Regions from separate parts of the Homo sapiens genome. Here region 1 is linked to region 2. The links are chromatin contacts, found by Hi-C or POLR2A ChIA-PET in ENCODE. All regions are on one chromosome and are shown on one strand. Each heading gives the region's core, a stretch centred on a gene start or an enhancer-like site at or near the end of the contact. The rest is flanking DNA. Distances are from core to core; before and after follow the strand shown. Region 1 overlaps LINC01331 (long intergenic non-protein coding RNA 1331). Region 2 has its middle 43 kb from the start of LINC01331.

Region 1 (3,733 bases), core at 1,171-3,670, 180 kb after region 2:
TAGTCTCTGAGGTTCTTCCTGTCTTTAAAATTTTATGTCTCTTCTAAGTGTACTTCGGGTTTCATTATTAAGGTACTTCATAGAGGAGCTGTTTAATTGATGAAAGAAGACATGAAGGTTTGAGTTGTTCAAGAACAAACCAAGGTTTGCTGTTTGTCACAGTTGCAGATTCAAATGCCTTTGGGATCAAGCAGGTAATCTAAAGGAGGAATGACTGTGTCATGGGCTGAGTGTGTCTCCTCCAAATTCACATGTTAAAGTCCTAAACCTAGTACCTCAGAATATGACTGCATTTGGAGATAGGGTCTTGAAAGAGGTAATTATGTTAATGGAGATTCTTTGGGTAGGCCCCAGTCTGTATAACTGATATCCTTATAAGAAGAGGGAATTTGGATGCAGGCACGCACAGAGGGAAGACCATATGAAGACACGGGGAGAAGAGGGCCATCTATAAGCCAAGGAGAGAGGCCTCAGAATGAAATCAACCCTGGCGACACCTTGATCTTGGACTTCTAGCCGCCAGAATTGTGAGGAAATAAATTTCAGCTGTTGAAGCCACAGAATCTGTGGTGCTTGGCTACAGCAGCCCTAGCAAACTAATACAGAAAGGTGTGTGCATGCACGTCAAGCAATGGGGAGTTGGGGGGACCCCGGCAGTTTTGAGTGAGCTCATCCCGGTTGAAAGGGGAAGGTGCTCTTCAGCTGGGCTGATTGTTGCCGTGTGGGAATAGTGGCTCAGAGGTGCCAGATGTTCTGAATTTTCAAGTGAAGCAAGACATTTTTTTAAATGTGAAATTTCTCAATTGTTAAGATATACGACACGGGCAAATAAAACATGTCTGTGGGCTGAATTTGACCTACAGACCACTGGTCTGTGACCCCAGGTTTGAGGAAACAATTTAGAAGTGACCTCATGAAGCAGAACATAACTAGAGAGTAAACATTAAGAGCTGGAATACTGAATTAGAAGCCAGGACACCTGGCTGGCTTTCATGGCCAGACTATTCTGCTGTCTGACCTTGAGCCAGACCTCAATTCCCATTCATGTCGGACGAGGAGGCTGAAATCCCTTCCAGCAAAGGCCATCAGAGATTTCAAGTCTGAGTGCCATATTCTGTAAACATCAGAGAATTATGGCCAAGATAATTACTCTCCACCTGGCTATTTCTAAGAATAAGTGTCTGATTTTCTAAAGTCAAAAAGAAAGAGATGGAATGTCATTAAAGATTTAAGTACATAGGAGTAGATAAAATATCCCCATGTCAAAAAAAAAAGCTACTCAAACTGGGAAAAAACAAAAAACACAGGAGGAATTGCTTCAAATGACTGTCATTAAAAATATTGGCAAAAGAGAATAAGAACTTCTGCCTTTCATTATCAAAACCTGCTATATGAAGTTGTGTTCCTTTGCTCTTGTACTGGAATTGTCACTGTAGGGTTTTCTTGGCTCATTTTTTTTTTTTTTTGTCAGCATTTCAAGGACAAGGTATGGTAGACATGAACTAATAATAATAATGACTGAGCCCTTACTATGTGCCAGGTAATTTACATATACAGGCATTTCTGCTGTAACCTAAAATTACACTTTCTAGAAAATGTTGCTGTCTGCAAAACTTGGCATAAAAAATAATAGGACTTATGGGAAAAGTTGGGCCAAGGCAGACCATTCAAATCCCATGCAACTGTGATTAAGGAAAGCAATCACTACTACCTGGGGAGATCATTTGGACCACCTTGGCAGCAGCTGAGGGGCTAGAGGCTGCCACACGGGTATTAAAATGCACAAAAGCAATAAAGATGAAAAGCTGGTAACATTTTAATTAGACTGACACTGGCAGGGGCTGGGACAGGGCGATGGAAATGTAGCTTGGAGTCACAGGGCTGTTGTTAAGGTGCACACAGGAAGCCAGACAACCTTCCACAAGCTGAGAGCTCACAAGGCTGGAGGTGCACCTACCTGAGGAGGTAGCCCTGGTGGCAGGTACTCATTTAAACATTTCCTGGAATACAGCAAAAAGATTTCTGCTGCTGGTACAGCAGCCAAACCTCAAGCCTTTTCCTTCCCATTGAACGTTATGGTTCTACTCCTGCTATCTCAGGACTTCTTGGTTAGTAAAAATTACCTACGAAATTATGGAAACCAGTGCAATTTTCACATTATACTGATGTCATTTCTCTGTGATCAATCTCTGATGGGCTAATTCATACACGGAAACGGTAGCAGAACAGAATGTATTATCTTATTTAATTCTCACAATTCTATGAGGTATTGGAGGGAGCGGTGGTTCCCACATTAACATGCATCGGAATGACCTGGAGGACTTGTCAAAACAGATCCTTCTGTTCCATACCCAGAGTTTCTGATTCAGTAGGTCTGGGGTGGAGTCCAAGAATTTGCACTTCTAAGAAGTTCTCATAAGGTACTGATGTTGCCGGCTGGGGGACCACATTTTGAGAACTACTGTATTACAGGAAACTGATAATGGGCAAGATCTTATGACTTGCCCAAGATTGCTGCGGGAATGGACCCAAGGTAGGCCTAAAACTTGGGCCTAATGAGGGTACTAAGCATGAGAAATAGACCTTTTATGACCTATAAACACTTAGGAATGTGCTGAGGTTGGTTTCAGTAGTTACTTGCACCTAGTTAGCAGGCAGGTATGCAGCTCGGGCAGCTGGGGGGATGGGTTTGTGGTCAGCAGCAGCTGTATATTTTCATGGGGACTGGGAGACATGGGGGTCTATACCTCCACCTGCTGGCATGCTGTGTGGTCTCGTTTTGCAAGACATCTCCCTCAGTTTCTGTATCACCTGCTGTTTAGGAATTTACTCCTGGTGTGTGTCTGTTAGAGTCCCACCACCCATCACATGACCTTTCCCTGGAGGCAGCTGGCAGGCACCCAGCCTCAGGATCTCTGACTCTAGCACCCAGGAACTCTGACTGTTGCACCTGTGTCCTCCCCTGCTATGGTCTGAACGTTTGTGTCCTTTCAAAATTCACATGTTGAAATCCTAACCCCCTGTGAGGAGGTGGGGCCTTGTGGGAGGTGATTAGGTCACCAAGGCCTGGCCTTATGAAGTAGGCCCAAGGGAGCGTCTTTGTTCCTTCCATCATATTAGGACACAGCTGGAAGAGGTCATGTATGAGCCAGCAAACAGGTCCTCACCAGACACTAAATCTGCCCAAGCCTTGATCTCGGACTTTCCAGCCTCCATAACTGAGAAATAGATGTTTGTTGTTTCTAAGCCACCCAGTCTATGGCACTTTGTTGCAGTAGCCCAAACAGACTAAGACTTCCCCCAGCTGGTTGCAGTGCCCCCTGGAGACTTTTGTCAGAGCTTCCCAAAAGAGAGAAGGGAGTTTCCCTCTGACTGGCTTATACCCCTGCTTAGTGTGGCTTGCTTCTGGGATACATGAGACAAGGTATTTGAGTGCGGCTGAATAAAAACCTTGAGTTTGAGCCGCTCTGTGTGCTTACCAGATCTCTCAATAATTGACTTTGCTTGCTTTGTTTTTCAGGTTGTAAAATTTGTGGGGCAAAGGCGGTATGGAGTAATGACAGGAAAAAGAATGCTGTCCATTTTTACTGTGAAAAAACTCCCTATTTCAGAAAGATATACATTAGGGTTGTGAGGTTGTAGGCTGAATGAAGATTGGAAGAAACTTGTTGATTATTATTAAATGCCTCTCAATATTTCAGAAGACATTCCCCCACCCTGAAAGTATAATGTG
Region 2 (3,971 bases), core at 905-3,404:
TGGGAGGCTGAGGCAGGAGAATCGCTTGAACCTGGGAGGCAGAGGTTGCAGTGAGCCGAGATTGTGCCATTGAACTCCAACCTGGGCAACAAGAGCGAAACTCCATCTCAAAATGAAAAAAAAAAAAAAAAAGAAAAGCAGCCCAGAGCCAGAGGTCAGAGTTCGGCGGCAGCATTGATGCTGGCCTGTTTGGCTTGTCAGTGTTAATCAGTAAACGGGTTGCTAAGACAATATTTGAGAAACAGATTCTAGTGGATTAAGGTGGAGGTGGGGTAGAAGACAGTGTTCTTTGAAGACAACAGTAGTCAGAGGGAAACATAAAATAAGTCCAGTTTAGGCTCCACCCTCTCCGGGAAGCCTTTCTGCTCTCTTGGACCTAGGTGTCTATATTCTAGGTATATATATTCCAGATATAATATATTCTGGATTTAGACCATGATGGACCTCTGACCATAGGGCTTTGCTCTTTGTTTTTTTAAAATGAAGTGTGTTTTGCAATCACCAAAGAGATTTTGATCTACTCAAGATAGTGACTTTGTCTTATGCATTTTTTTGGAAATGCCCCTTTTCCCATAGCACCTAGTTCCAGCTAGAGGCAGAGTATGTGTTTCATGAGAATTCGACTGATAGCCTGACAGTTTCCAAGGTTTGCAGCTTAAGCCTTCTGTGGTGGGCAGCAGAGGCTCGAGGCTTCCTCTCCTCACTGCAAGTCCCTGAGAAGGATCTCGAGATGGTGCTTTTCCTGAAACCCCCCTGCACCCAATCCACTGCTACTTGAGCTGAGTTCTTTCATAGTTGGTTCCCAGGAACAATCAACCAAGTATGAAAGATGGGGTGACAGACTTTTCTTGGAATGCAGGTGGGGGCTGGCTTCCCATTCTCCCTGGGGAAGTAAACACTTTCCGTATATCCTTCACCCTGACTTCCATCTGTGGTTCAGGTCCCACAGATCTCTTAAAGTCCAAGAGGGCTGTGGAGGTGATGGGTGCAAAGCTTTTCAAAATTTCATGCAAATTTTGTGATGTATACTTTTTCTAGAGAATAGGTCTATTCCTTTAAATACCTTTATGTTCCCCCAAATGTGAAGAACTACTACGTTATCCACATTTCTGCTACACAGGCTTCTGGGGAATTATTTGTGTGGGAACAAACACAGATCCTACATGAGAAATAGGGGATGAGCAGGCCATGTGGCTTGGGGCCTCAAGCTTGAGGGTGGGGCTCCAGTGTTGCTGTTTTTAGTGGCAAACTTGTTCATGACTAGTAGTCAAGGTTCAACAGTAATATTGCTTTTAAATAAAATTCCTCAACTCGCCTCCCACATTAGCCAAATCTGAGGGTAGGAAGACCACCTCAAGATCGAGGGTCCTCAAAACTGGAAAGCCGGGGCTTCACAGAGGCTCTTTGGAGAGCTTGGGCATGGCCTGGTTCCAGCAGAGAATCTGGAGCAAGTATCTAGGAGTGGTTTTCTTTTTTCAGTAAGCATGGAAAGGAAAAAGTTGGGAGAGACTTTGCCTGAAATGAAAGCCCCTCGTACAATATTGCGCCCCCCAAAATCAAACAGTGACTTTCTGCTCCTGTGGCCAGAAGAATCTTCAAGTTTCAGAGAAAGCATCATGGCATATATATATAAATTTGAGACGGAGTATTGCTCTGTTGCCCTGGCTGGAGGGCAGTGGAGCGATCTCAACTCACTGCAACCTCCGCCTCCCAGGTTCAAGTGATTCTCCTGCCTCAGACTCCTGAGTAGCTGGGATGACAGGTGCCTGCCACCATGCCCGGCTAATTTTTGTATTTTTAGTACAGATGGGGTTTTACCATGTTGGTTAGGCTGGCCTCAAACTCCTGACCTCAAGTGATCTGCCCGCCTTGGCCTCCCAAAGTGCTGGGATTATAGGCGTGGGCCACTGTGCCCAGCCCGGATCCATATTTTTGTACAACGAGAGATTCACTTTTAGCTCTCACTTTAAGCAGGAAGTGGTTCTTTCTGACTAAAAAGGGGTTTAGCTGCCACACCTTCCATTTGCTGGACAATACAGTAAGACAGAGAGAGAGTGGTTACTGGGAGTACAAGCGATAACACTGTGCTGTCATTCCTGGGGTTAGCAAGCCACAAAGACTAAGGACTACTTGTGGTTGGAAACAAGGGCCCGGAAGCCGGCGGTGCACACTGAGAGGCATCGTCTGAACAACTGGGGAAACACAAATGAGGCTCCACATCTTGATCAATCCTGTTTATCACAAGGGAAGAAATTATGACTGGTTTTGTGCTAAAGAGAAATTAAAACTGAGATCAAAAGCAGTTATACACACTTTATGTTTATTTAAAATGCACACATACATGGTACCCATGCAAAGTAAACTGTGCATAATTCTCATGGAGAGCGTTTTTTTTTTGTTGTTCTAACAGTATCTTTTGTTGTCCTCACAGGGTTGTGAGTTAAGGAACTCTTAGGTAATGTCGTATTGAGGTACCTGATTTGGTAGACACGCCAAGATGTTGAAAGTCAGTATCAGGGCTCAGAGCATGAAAATCCGGGGATCCCCTTTGTAGAACTCTGCCTTAAGAAGGCTATTTCTATCTGGGTTTACTTCTGTTACACATAGTTTTAGGATTGTGGCTACCATGTTGAGTGTTTCTGTGACCACCAAAGTTCTATTTCTCTCTGTTACTAACTCTTTGAGTTTTAGTGCCTTTGTTTAGAGAGATTAGGGGAAAAACAGATTTTTTTTTTTGTATAATTGTTGAGTAGTGTAATTTTCAAATAATAATAATAATAAGCATTTCCTATAACTTAGGCACTATTTTAGTTGCTTCACATGTATTAAATCAGTGACATTTCACAATCACATCATGAAATAGGTGCCGTGTTTATCCCCATTTTACAGATGAAGAAGCTGAGGTGCTGAGAGATTGGAAACTAGCCTGAGGGGAATAGCTAGTAAGCAGCAAGGCCAGGACGCAAACACTGGCAATCTGGTCCCTTACTGATGCCATGCTTCTCTTCAGAGCGCCCAGCCTTTCAGCAAGATTCTCCAAAAAGGTTGTAATGATAAGGCTGGTCTTAGCAGTCTCTGGGCACGGGGCTTGCTCCTGTCACTGCTGGGCAAGGGTGGGTTGCTTGCTGTCTGTGGGCTCTCTCTTGCCTCTGATGAAGAAGGGGAGGAGGTTGGTGACACAGTGTCTTAAGTCGAGCATATGCATGCCTCTGTTTAACTCCTAAGGCATCTGTGTTGGGCACATAATGACAGAGAATTAATATTCAATGATCTCTTGACTGATTTTCCGCTTGTATAATATATGTTCCCAGGCAAGAAAATTTTCGTGGTATCAAAGCAAAGTGGAAATCAGAAAATGTGAAGGTAGTCTAAATGTCTTGCAAGCAGAAGTTTGGTAGGACCAGACATACGATTTAGTTAATGGTCTATTACTTTCCACTGAAAAGCTTGTTTTATATTAAAAATGGATCATTTCATTTGAAGTACAGTTGGTCCTCTGTATTCATGGGTTCTGCAGCCAACGATTCAACCAACATGGATGGAAAATATTTGAAAAAAAAAAAATTGCCTCTGTACTGAATAGGTACAGATGTTTTTTTTTTCCTTGTCATCATTCCCTAACCAACGTAGTATAACAATGATTAACATAGTATTTACATTTTATTGGGTATCATAAGTAATTTAGAGATGATTTAAAGTATACTGGGAGGATGTGCAAGGGTTCTATGCAAATACTATAGCATTTTATGCCAAAGACTTGAACATTTGTGAGTTTTGGTATCTGTGGGGAGTCCTGGAACCAATCTTCCTCAGATACCAAGGGATGACTGTAGATTATCTGAAATAATCTATTGAGAGACCGCTCTTACGCACCTGCACTGCAACTTATCCCCCTTCAGCCACACAAACCAATGGGCACAAAACATTAAGGCACACAAACACCAAAACAAAGAGATGGCTAGAGTGGTTGA

Evidence for each region. A loop is a pair of places that touch in the nucleus more often than their neighbours do. ChIA-PET counts read pairs that join two places held with the same protein, here RNA polymerase II (POLR2A). Pooled maps may share reads with other maps.
Region 1: a loop to region 2 is called in a map of GM12878, with 2.3 times the contacts of the local background. The contact joins two enhancer-like sites. A Hi-C loop is called at or near these places in 6 of 168 maps with a recorded cell type or tissue (Caco-2, Calu3, GM12878 and 3 more), 8 of 37 single-sample maps with no recorded cell type and 10 of 50 pooled maps. POLR2A ChIA-PET finds 5 or more read pairs at or near these places in 4 of 52 experiments (H1, PC-9, Panc1 and 1 more).

Annotation. Positions count from the first base shown.
Region 1 is chr5:74,394,323-74,398,055 of GRCh38, reverse strand. All of the region lies in intron 2 of LINC01331 (long intergenic non-protein coding RNA 1331), which reads left to right. Among named protein-coding and RNA genes, the nearest start is that of LINC01333, 75 kb to the right of the region's middle. Within about 2 kb of position 2,420, at least 2 of the 41 ENCODE cell types and tissues checked have a DNase peak (open chromatin) inside an H3K27ac peak, as active enhancers do.
Region 2 is chr5:74,577,459-74,581,429 of GRCh38, reverse strand. No RefSeq gene overlaps it. Among named protein-coding and RNA genes, the nearest start is that of LINC01331, 43 kb to the right of the region's middle. RefSeq lists an enhancer at 3,916-3,971. Within about 2 kb of position 2,154, at least 4 of the 41 ENCODE cell types and tissues checked have a DNase peak (open chromatin) inside an H3K27ac peak, as active enhancers do.